Regions from separate parts of the Homo sapiens genome. Here region 2 is linked to region 1. Evidence: chromatin contacts called from ENCODE Hi-C or POLR2A ChIA-PET data. All regions are on one chromosome and are shown on one strand. The core of a region is the stretch at or near the end of the contact, and the rest is flanking DNA. Distances in the headings are between cores, read along the strand shown.

What was found. A loop is a pair of places that touch in the nucleus more often than their neighbours do. ChIA-PET counts read pairs that join two places held with the same protein, here RNA polymerase II (POLR2A). Pooled maps may share reads with other maps.
Region 2: a loop to region 1 is called in a map of HCT116, with 2.0 times the contacts of the local background. The contact joins the promoter of TUBG2 here to the enhancer-like site in region 1. A Hi-C loop is called at or near these places in 29 of 168 maps with a recorded cell type or tissue (Caco-2, GM12878, GM13977 and 16 more), 37 of 37 single-sample maps with no recorded cell type and 21 of 50 pooled maps. POLR2A ChIA-PET finds 5 or more read pairs at or near these places in 24 of 52 experiments (A549, AG04450, BJ and 20 more).

What each region holds. Positions count from the first base shown.
Region 1 is chr17:42,621,199-42,627,122 of GRCh38, reverse strand. No RefSeq gene overlaps it. Among named protein-coding and RNA genes, the nearest start is that of TUBG1, 14 kb to the right of the region's middle. RefSeq lists a cis regulatory region at 386-735. Within about 2 kb of position 2,847, at least 7 of the 41 ENCODE cell types and tissues checked have a DNase peak (open chromatin) inside an H3K27ac peak, as active enhancers do; they include HCT116, gastrocnemius medialis and psoas muscle, where a contact is called at or near this core.
Region 2 is chr17:42,655,928-42,661,851 of GRCh38, reverse strand. It overlaps TUBG2 (tubulin gamma 2), which reads right to left and starts at 2,568. Exons shown (of 11, transcript NM_016437.3): 1 at 2,300-2,568; 2 at 1,906-2,018; 3 at 1,536-1,703; 4 at 1,145-1,213. The coding sequence starts at 2,348. RefSeq lists enhancers at 2,352-2,421, 2,472-2,541, 2,552-2,611, 1,969-2,736.

The DNA of each region.
Region 1 (5,924 bases), core at 1,598-4,097:
TGGAGTGCAGTGGTGTGATCTTGGCTCACTGCAACCTCCACCTCCCAGGTTCAAGAGATTCTCCTGCCTCAGCCTCCTGAGTAGCTAGGATTACAGGTGCGTGCCACCATACTCAGCTAATTTTTGTATTTTTAGTAGAGACAGGATTTCACCATGTTGGCCAGGCTGGTCTCGAACTCCTGACCTCAGGTGATCCACCTGCCTTGGCCTCCCAAAATGCTGAGATTACAGGCATGAGCCGCCGTGCCTGGCCGAAGTGTCTTCATTTCTTACCATCAGAAATTGTGAGCATTAAGTTGGGATCCCAAGGATGGGCTTTATGTGTGGAGAACATCTTGAAATTGTTTGCAAATCTATGTGTCCATTTCTTTCCGGGAAATGTCCAAGCAGATTCTCAAACAGATCTGTGAATGAACAAAAGTTAAGAACTTTTGGTGTAGGGCAAAAGAGAAGGAACAATGCATTTATAGCGGCGTTGTGGTTCACACAGCAGGAACACAAGTGAATGGAGTCTGGCAGTGTAGTCATGCTCATTTTGATGGCCTAGGGCCTATGGATTAACAACTGCTACATCACCAGATAACAGTAGTTACATGTATCTCTGTGGGCTAGAGATAGTAGTCTGGAACCTTCTGAGTGAGCTGGTGGCAACTGTAAGGCAGTCAGAGAAATCAATACTGTGTAGGCCAGGCACAGTGGCTCACACCTGTAATCCCAGCACTTTGGGAGGCAGAAGCGGGAAGATCACTTGAGTTTCAGAGTTCGAGACCTGCCTGGGCAGCATGACAAAACCCTGTCTCTACTAAAAATCCAAAATTAGCCAGGCGTGGTGGCAGGTGCTTATAATCCCAGATACTCAGGAGGCTGAGGCAGGAAAATTACTTGTACCTGGGAAGTGGAGGTTACAGTGAGCCGAGATCACACCACTGCACTCCAGCCTGGATGACACAGCGAGACTCTGTCTCAAAATAAATAAAATAAAATAAAACAAATAAATTAAATTAAATTAAATTAAAAATTAGCCAGGCATGTTGGCATGTGCCTCTAGTCTCAGCTACTCGGGAGGCTGAGGTGGGAGGACGGCTTAAGATGGGGAGGCAGCTGGGCGTGGTGGCTCACGCCTGTAATCCCAGCACTTTGGGAGGCTGAGGCGGGCGGATCACGAGGTCAGGAGATCGAGACCATCCTGGCTAACACAGTGAAACCCTGTCTCCACTAAAATTGCAAAAAATTAGCCTGGCGTAGTGGCAGGCGCCTGTAGTCCCAGTTACTTGGGAGGCTGAGGCAGGAGAATGGCCTGAACCCGGGAGGCGGAGCTTGCAGTGAGCTGAGATCATGCCACTGCACTCCAGCCTGTGCAACAGAGTGAGACTACTTCTCAAAAAAAAAAAAACAAAAAAACGGGGAGGCGGAGGTTGAAGTGAGCAGTGATCATGCCACTGCACTCCAGCCTGGGCAACAGAGTGAGACTCCTTCTCAAAAAAAAAAAAAACAAAAAAACGGGGAGGCGGAGGTTGAAGTGAGCAGTGATCATGCCACTGCACTCCAGCCTGGGCAACAGAGTGAGACCCTATCTCAAAAAAAAAAAAAAAATACTATGCACATAAATACTATGCATCCAATGGAACATAGCCAGTAGGAATAGAGCAGTCACTATGGGGAGGTCACTAAACACAATTTGTTGTCAGAGGAAACAGAGTATTAGGATATTCTCAGGCCAGATTCAATTTATGCCTCACAAGAGGGCCAAGTCACAAGGATTTCCAAGGAACCACACTAGACTTCAGTTTAAGGTTGTCTCCTGGCTCGGGGTAGGTGATCCTCTTGAGCCGTATTGCCTATGGTTGTGTCTTAGAAGCAGAAGTAGTAACCTGGCCTTCTTAAGCTCCGTGACCTAAACTCCATTCTGTTCATCTCTACTTCATCCCTTCCGGGTACCCTGGGGACCTAGTACCTTTCTATACCATCCCTGTGGCCAGTGTTATCTGTGATTCATTTCCATCCTTGGGGCCCAGGCTGATGGGGTACTCTTTTTTTTTCTTTTTTTTTGAGACTGAGTCTTGCTCTGTTGCCCAGGCTGGAGTGCAGTGGCACGATCTCGGCTCACTACAACCTCCACCTCCTGGGTCCAGGCGATTTTCCTGCCTCGGCCTCCCAAGCAGCTGGAATTACAGGCGCATACCACCATGCCCGGCTAATTTTTGTATTCTTAGTAGAGATGGGGTTTCGCCATGTTGGCCAGGCTGGTCTTGAACTCCTGACCTCAGGTGATCCACCCACCTCGGCCTGCCAAAGTGCTGGGATTACAGGCGTGAGCCACTGCACTCAGCCAGGTATTCCTTATAGAGCCATTTCCATAACTTGAAATCTATGTGGGCACCACAGAAAATTTCAGGGAGCAAATTTCTCTAGGTTCAGAAATCCTAAAGAAGGATGGGACGTAGAGAGAATGGGAATTCTCAGGGAGTACTGTGTGTGTCAGGGGAACGAAGACGGACAGCCTTCAAGTCTTTGGGTGAGATTTAGGGCTGTTTGGTCCAGTGTTTGCCTCATTAGCCCAGTTGTAGGTTGAGGATCACCAAGGACCTCTCTCAGCTCCTCACCACCTCCTTCTGGCCATCTCTTGACCATGGCTGTGCTTCTGTGTCATTGCAAAGTTGTCTTAGAGGAACACATCCAGTTGGCAACTTTTATTCTGTGGGTGACCTTCCAGCTGTGCTGGTTCTGACCGCACCCTTTTCCCGACTGACTTTGCAGGTCAGGCCTTGGAACTGCCATACCTTCCACTGATAATCTGTTTTACGCAGCTGTCTGCAGATCCAGTTATGACTCATGACTATTATTTGATCTGGCAGGATGTAGAATACTTGTAGTCACCAGTTTGTTTCCATTCAGGTGCTAATGGCATCTTGTATAATGTGTCCATTGGGAAAATTTCCAAAGTATCAAGTATCAGAAATTCAGCTACATCAAGCCATTTGGTTTCTGATACTATAAGCTATTTGGTGTAAGGATCTTGGAATAGGCCAGGCCTGGTGGCTCACACCTGTAATCCTGCTACTTTGGGAGGCTGAGACGGGCAGATCACTTGAACTCAGGAGTTCGAGACCAGCCTGGGCAACATGGCAAAACCCTGTCTCTACAAAAAAATACCAAAAAAATTAGCCAGATATGGTGGTGCATGCCTGTAGTCCCAGCTACTTGGAAGGCTAAGGCAGGGAATTGCTTGAGCCCAGAAGGTCAAGGCTACAGTGAGTCGTGATCGTGCCACTGCACTCCAGTCTGGGTGACAAAGCAAGACCCTGTGTCAAAAAAAAAAAAAAAAAAAAAGGGGGAATCTTGGAATAGCTTATGTTATGCATGAATTTTAATAAGTTAATTTCTAGTTGGAGAAATTACATCTTTTTTCCCCATTTTCCAACTCCTCTCTGAAAACAGTCTAGGATTAAAGTCTCAATATTCCTGATCCAATGTGGTCAACACATTAATTTGTCCTGGGGTGTGCTTTTATTTGATTATGTGGCAAATCTCTTAATGTCTTCTTGTTAATGAAAAGAGGAGGAGTAAAAGTTATGGCCTTGACATCATTTTTTCATTTGTTCAACAAATGTTTTTTGAACAGCTACATTGTGCAGGGCCTGTAGTAGATAACAGGGAAATAGAGATAAAGACACTGTCCCATCCCATAAGACATTATCCCACCTCAGCCCCCCAAGTGACTGGGTACAGGCGTGTGCCACCACACCCAGCTAAGTTTTGTATTTTTTGTAGAGACAGGGTTTCACCATGTTGCTGAGGCTGTTCTCAAACTCCTGGGCTCAAGCAATCCCACTGCCTCGGCCTCTGAAAGTGCTGGGATTACAGGTGTGAGCCACTGTGCCTAGCTGGACAACTTATGTTTTGCAACATTTTATTTTGAATTTGAAAAAACAAACCAAAGCATATGATTATATGCAAAAATTATATTTATGTTCAGCAGTCCATCCCTAGCATTTCGAGTATTTATTCATCACTTTAAGAGTTTCATTGAGGCCAGGTGTGGTGCCAGGCACCTGCAGTCCTAGCTACTTGGGAGGCTGAGGCAGGAGGATTACTTGAGCCCAGGCATTTTTTTTTTTTGAGACTCACTCTTGTGGCCCAGCCTGGAGTGCAATGGAGCGACCTTGGCTCACTGCAACCTCTGCCTCCTGGGTTCAAGTGATTCTCCTGCCTCAGCCTCCCAAATAGCTGGGATTACAGATGCCCACCACCATGCCTGGCTAATTTTTGTCTTTTTAGTAGAGACAGGGTTTCACCATGTTGGCCAAGCTGGTCTCGAACTCCTGAAGTCAGGTGATCTGCCCACCTCGGCTTCCCAAAGTGCTGGGATTACAGGCTGAGTCCAGGAATTTGAGGCTGCACTGAGCTATGATCATGCCACTGCACTCCAGCCTGGGTGACAGTGTGAGACCTTGTCTCCTAAAAATAAACAAACAAAACAAACAAACATAAAAACAACAAAAAAAAACTTTTGTTGAGATACTTTATATCCATTTGTATTGCATATTAATGTATACAATTGTATATCATGAATGTATATTTTATAATACTTGTACACTAACTAATATATTATAGAAAGTTCATTTAGAATGTTAAGTTTTCTTGTTGGTCATGGTATGAAAAATATTGAGCTTGTTTCTTTGCTTGCTATTCTTTTGTAGTTCTAAATTTGAATCAAATATATCCACTTTTTTTTTTTTTGAGATAGAATCTCCCTCTGTTGCCCAGGCTGGAGTGCAGTGGCACAATCATAGTTCACTGCAGCCTTGAACTTCTGGGTTCAAGCAATCCTCCTCACTCCAGCCTCCTGAGTAGCGAGGAATACAGGCACCTGCCACCAGCCCTGGCTTATTTTTGTGGAGACAGGGTCTCGCTATGTTGCCCAGGCTGATCTCAAACTCCTGGCCTCAAGTGATCCTCCCGACTTGGCCTCCCAAAGTGCTGGGATTACAGGCATGAGTACCCAGCCTCCACTTGTTTTTTGAAATAACCCTAAACCCTCATGTCTCCCATAGTTTTCAGAAAGAGAGTAAAAATCTGTCTGAAATAAGAATGTATTGATCTCCACCACCAAGCAGTTAGATTTCTCCTTCTGTTCTGTTATAATCATCTCTGTTTTTCATATCTACCTTATTGTCATTTACCATCTGTGGCCACTTTACCTCTAGCTTCTTTTCCTGTTTACTCTTCTACTTATTTACACTTAAAATATACTTGTTTCTGATTATAAAAGTAATACATATTAATTATAGACCATTTGGAAAATATAGAAAACAAAAAGAAAGGCCAGGTGCAGTGGCTCATGCCTTAATCCCAGCAATTTGTGAGGCCAAAGCAAGTGGATCACTTGAGGCCAGGAGTTTGAGACCAATCTGGGCAATACAGTGAGACCCCATTTCTAAAAAAAAAAAAAAAAATTAAAATTAGCCAGGTATGGTGGCACCACCTGTAGTCCCATGTACTTGGCACACTGAGGCGGGAGGATTGCTTGAACACAGGAGTTCAAGGTTACCATGAACTATGATTGTATCACTGTACTCCAGCCTGAGTGACAGAGCAAGACTGTCTCTAAACAACAACAACAACACCCCCAAAAACCACTGAGTGTTTTTTCATTCAAAAAACTGCCAATTTGCTGATTTACATTTTAAGCCAGCTTCAGACAAAGTATCCTAAAACACAGATTTTTATTTTTTTTGAAACAAGGTCTTGCTCTGTCACTCAGGCTGGAGTACAATGGTGTGATCTCGGCTTGCTGCAACCTCTGCCTCCTGGGCTCAAGTGATCCTCCCACCTCAGCCCCCCAAGTAGCTGGGACCACAGGTGCACACCACCATGCCCTGCTAATTTTTGTATATTTTCTAGAGACGGGTTTTGCTGTGTTG
Region 2 (5,924 bases), core at 1,319-3,818, 35 kb before region 1:
AACCAGCTATAAATCGAGGTTCTCAGGACTGCTCCTTGGGTTCAATTAATTTGTTAGAGTAGCTCACAGAACTCAAGGAGACACTTACTTACGTTCATCCATTTGTTATAAAGGATATTTTAAAGGATACAAATAAACAGCCAGATGAAGAGATACCGAGGGGAAGCTCTAGAAGGGTCCGGCGCATAGGAGTTGCTGCCCTGTGGCGTTGGGTTTGCACCCTCCTGGCCTGTGGATGTGTTCTTGTTCACCTTCCTGGAAGCCCCCAAACTCAGTCCTTTTGGATTTTTATGGAGGCTTCATTACACAGGCATGACCGATTAAATCATTGGCAATTGGTGCTCTACTCAATCTTCATCCCCTCTCCCTTCCCCAGAGGTGAGGGGTGGGCCTGTAAATTCCAACCCTCAGAGCACCAGGTTTGTTCCCCTGGCAACCAGCCCCCCATCCAGTGGCTATCTGGGACTTTCCAAAAATCGCCTCTTTAACATAAGCTCAGGTTTGGTTGAAAGGCACTTGTTCCTCCTTAGTACAGTGGTTAGTAAAATTAACTAATTAAAATAAAATGAAAGATTAAACTAAAAGAAACGGGCTTGTTATAAATAACAAAAGACTGTCTTTCACCTTTATCACTCTGGAGCTGTTCTGGAGCTGTTTCAGAAACCAAGGACAAAAGGTCAAATATTTTAACAAAACATACTATTATTGCTCTAGTCCCTTAGGAAATTACATGGGTTATAAGAGCTGTAAGCCAGGAACATATCGCACCCAGCATGGGGAGAGATGGAGAGGCAGTCTCCAAGGATCTGGGGGAGAGACTTCGGCTTGGTTCATTCTCCATTCCCAAAACGCCAATGTCTCAAAGCTTCCTCTTATGCATCCAGGCTGAGGCTCCTTGGGAAGGTTTGGAGCTGGAGAAGCAGCTGAATGACTCATGCCTAAGGGGCCGGTGCCATTCAGATTTATGACTTCCTTGAGAACAAAGATTATATCTTATTCACCTCAATATCCCACATCTGATGCTCCATAAACGGGTTTTGAATTGAATTGCTCCCCTCATATTACCTATCCAGGCCACCTCCTGACCTGTCCCCAGCACTCTTCGGCCTCCCTGCCCATTCCTTCCCCCACTCCATAACTTCACCTCCAAACTGTCACTTCCATCTGCTTCTCGGTCTATGATGTCAAAGATGTCTTCATGAATTTTCTCACCCTGTATAGAGATATGGAAAGGGAGGGTCAGGCCAAAGGTTCCAGAGAGCATCTTTTCTCAGCACAGCACCAAGAATTCTGTCTACCCTGGAATATTGTTGCCACCCTGAAGCAGAGCCTAGGCTGTAGCCCTCAACCCAGAAGTGCTACTATTGCAAATGATTTGCACAAAATTTGCATAAACCTCTCCCTGGCTGTCCCTCTTGTTCGGGACATCCTTTTGTCTCTTATTTTCTGTCAGTCAGGTCAAATTCCTAGTAGCTTGAGCCTGCCTTGCCTCTGGATGGGAATATCAAAGGTCTCTGGAATGGTCGCTAGGACACCTGGGAGAATCCGCTGGCCCAGTTGTTGCCAGCTCCTCCTCCATGTTCCGACAGGTAGATGTTCTCTGGGTTGTAGAGCTTGGCATAGGGGGAGTTGAGGATGGAGTGGATCACCCGGGGTTCCAAGTCCAGCAGCACGGCCCGGGGGATGTAGTGCTCATCGTCTGCCTGTCAAGGGGAGTCCAGGAGGGGGCCCAATCAGCTAGGGCGGCCCAAGTCCGAAGTCCTCCCAACTCTGGCTCCCTCCGGCCCTCCCTCCTCAAGCCAGCCGCCTGGCCCTACTGCCCAGCGGGGTTCCCAGTACCAGGCCACTCCCTTCCCTTCCGCCCCCTTGGGCCACTGCCGCCCCCGGCCAAGTCGCTGGGGGCACCTGGTAGAAAAAGACGTCCTTGCGGTCAGTGCCCTCGGTGGCGAATTCCTCCACGATGCCCTCGGGGCTGATACCATGCTCGGCGCACAGCTGTTTCCAGAACTCGAACCCAACTGGGGGAGGGGGGAGATGCCCGGGTCTGCTGGAGCCTTAAGGCCTGAGGAGCCCAGTTTTAGTCTCAGAGGCTGACACGATCAGAGGGTGGACCCAAGATGCCTGGGTTTGGTAGCTGCCCCAGCCCCGGGCTGGAGGCGCAGCTCTCGGTCTGGGTTATCCAGAGCAGCAGGGCAGGGGGTTCATGGAAGGGAAAGGGGGACTGGTGGAAGCCAGGCACTTGGGTGGGACCCGAAGGGGCAGAACCAGAGACCGGCGGGGCCGGCGCTCGCTTGCTCACTCTGGTTGCCGCACTGGCCCAGCTGCAGGGTGATGATCTCCCGGGGCATCGCTCTTCAGACGTGGGCGCGCCAGCCCCGGCCTGGCGAGAGTCACGGCTGAGACGAATGCCCGGCAGCCAGGAGCGCAGGACGTGGGGAGCGCGCGCTCTCTTCGCCTCTTGACGCGGATGCTCGGTCTGCGCGTGTGCAGCGCAGGCCTCTCCTCGGCCGGTGGGCCGGGGAGCCCAACCTGGGCATCATTTTCTCCCTCAGCAGTCGCAGCTGGAATTCCGCACAGGCGCAGAGTCAGGCCACGCCCGCTCCTGCCCACCGCTCCGCGCCTGCGCAGTGAGACTCGTTGGGGGTGGCAGGGTCGGAACCTGGATGTGTTGGGGAGGAGAGGAACGGGGGAGGGGAGGAAAGGGGAGAAGCGGCCAGGTGGATGTGCTTGTCCACGTGTAAGGAGTCATCTACCTATATTGGTAGGTGAGGACACTGTCAGCTTTGCTAGATCAAAGGGCTAGAAGCCAACTTTTCTTCGTTTAAATTTCTGTTTTTTAATGGTGTTACAATACATACACATGTATGTTACCTTTTTATTTTTTAGAAGGGTCTCGCTCTGTCGCCCAGGCTGGAGTGCAGTGGCGCGATCATAGCTCACTGTAGCCTTGAACTTCTGGCTTAAGTGATCCTCCCACTTCAGTCTCCCGAGTAGCTGGGACTACAGGCGTGTGCTACCACGCCCAGCTAATTTTTAAATTTTTAAAATGTATTTTTATAGAGATGGGGATCTCACCGTGTTGCCCAAGATGGTCTTAAACTACTGGCCTCAATCAATCCTCCTGCCTTGGCCTCCCAAAATGCTGGGATTACAGGCATGAGCCACCACTCCTGGCCTAAATTTACCATTGTAACCATTTGTAAGTACTGCATACAGTTCTGTGGCACCAAGTACACTCACATTGTTCTGTAACCACCACCACCATTCTTTTCTAGAACTTTCTTATCTTCCCAAACTGAAACTCTATCGCGATTAAACAGTAACTTCCCCTTGACTACTCTAGGCACCTGATATGAGTGGAATTATACAGTATTTGTCTTTTTGGGTCTGGCTTCTTTCACTTAACATAATATCTTCAAGATCCTTCCATTTCGTAGCATGTGTCAGAATTTCCTTCCTTTTTACAACTGAATAATATTCCATTGTATAGATGTACCACATTTTGCATAACCATTCATCCCTCCATGGACATTTGGGTTGCTTCCACCTTTTGGCTATTGTGAATGTTGCTGCTTTGAATGTGAGTGTACAAATATCTGTTCGAGTCCCTGCTTTCAATTATTTTGGATATACACCCAGAGGTAGAATTGCTGGATCATATGGTAATTGTGTTTAATGTTCTGAGGAATCGCCATACGATTTTCCATGGTAGCTGCACCATTTTAAATTCCCACCAGCAATGCACAAGGGTTCAGTTAAATAAATTTTATAGGAGGCCATTGATTTGCACTGAGCTCCTGTGCTTGGCTCAACAGACCAAACCAAAATGGAGTCACTCACGCTAAAGTTCTATGTCACTAAGCAACACTAAGTTGTTTATCAAACCTTCAGAGGAATCAGGAGAGGGAAGGAAGAGCCAAAACCCCAAACAAGCCAGTGTGAGCCGGCATGATACGGAAGTCCTTTTACAAGAAAAGTAACTTTGAAAGGACCCATCTGCTTTTTTTCCTTCTGTTTCTATTTTTCTCTACCCTTTTTTGTCCATAAAAACTAACCTGTGCTTGACTCATCTGAACACTCATTCTATTTATTTTATGGAATGAAACGTAGCCTGATCTAGAATCACAAACACTGTAAATGCCACTTAAGATTTTTTTTTTTTTTTGAGACTAAGTCTCACTCTGTTGCCCAGGTTGGAGTGCAGTGGCATGATCTCGGCTCACTACAACCTCTGCCTCTCTCAGGTTCAAGCGATTCTCCTGGCTCAGCCTCCCTAGTAGCTGAGATTACAGGTGTGCACCACCACACCCGGCTAATTTTTTTGTATTTTCAGTAGAGACAGGGGTTTTGTCATGTTGCCCGGACTGGTCTCGAACCCCTGAGCTCAGGTAATCCACCTGCCTCAGCCTCCCAAAGTGCTGGGTTACAGGCATGAGCCACCATGCTCAGCCAAGTAGCCAAGTTACAATCTTTTTTTTTTTTTTTTTTTAGATGGAGTTTCGCTCTCGTTGCCCAGGCTGGAGTGCAATGGCTCGATCTCAACTCACCGCAAGCTCCACCTCCCGGGTTCAAGCGATTCTCCTGCCTCAGCCTCCCAAGTAGCTAGGATTACAGGCATGCACCATCACGCCCAGCTAATTTTGTATTTTTAGTAGAGACGGGGTTTCTCCATGTTGGTCGACCTCATGTGATCCACCTGCCTTGGCCTCCCAAAGTGCTGTGGGATTACAGGCGTGAGCCACCACGCCCAGCCTTTTTTTTTTTTTTTTTTTTTTGAGACGTAGTCGCACTCTGTAGCCCAGGCTGGAGTGCAATGGCTTGATCTCAGCTCAGTGCAACCTCTGCCTCCCAGGTTCAAGCAATTCTCCTGCTTCAGCTTCCCAAGTACCTGGGATTATAGGCACGCTCCACCATACCCTGCTAATTTTTGTATTTTTAGTAGAGACGGGGTTTCATCATGTTGGCCAGGCTGGTCTCAAACTCCTGACCTTGTGATCCCTTCCAAATGTTGGGATTACAGGCGTAAGCCACCGCACCCAGCCTCTGAGACTTTTTATGCAGCCTTGGAATCCTGGGCTCAAGCGATCCTTCCACCTCAGCCTCCTGAGTAACTGGGACCACAGGCACATGCCACCATGCCAGCTAATTTTTTTTTTGAGACAGAGTCTCTTTCTGTTGCCCAGGCTGGAGTGCACTGGCATGATTTTGGCTCACTGCAACCTCCACTTCCCGGGTTCAAGTGATTCTCTTGCCTTGGCCTCTTGAGTAGCTGGGATTACAGGCATGAGCCACCACGCCCGGCTAACTTTTGTATTTTTAGTAGAGACAGGGTTTCACCATGTTGGCCCGGCTGGTCTTGAACTCCTGACCTCAGGTGATCCACGCGCCTCGGCCTCCCAAAGTGCTGGGATTACAGGTGTGAGCCACCATGCCCGACCTTTACAGTGACTTTTCTACATTCCACCAGGCTGGCTGTTCCCTCAGGAATAATCTCCTGTGTGTCTGAATCATATATACCCAACTGTGACTAGAATGGTGAACTGTGAGTCCTGCATCAACCCAAACATGCTCTTCCACTCTGCATACTGCCCCTAAATTAGTCACTCTCAGAATCCATTTTAGTAAATGTTCCTCAGGAAGCTGATGATACTGATCTATGAAATGGAACAATTCCTCCACACTCTACTGTCTGGTTTCGATAATTACTTGGTTCCTTCACATTGACTACCTTCTTGGTAACCACAGGTCTCAGAGGTACTTTCTGTTGTCCCTGCATAATTTCCTCCTTTGTGGGTGACTCCGAGGCTAGTGGCCTGAGCTCAGCCAGACCCACATCTGTGCTTGGTCCAGCCTCAATTCCTAACCCAGCACCCTCTTTTACTTTCATTTTAGCCATTATAGATAACAATAATCAGGGGGCTGAA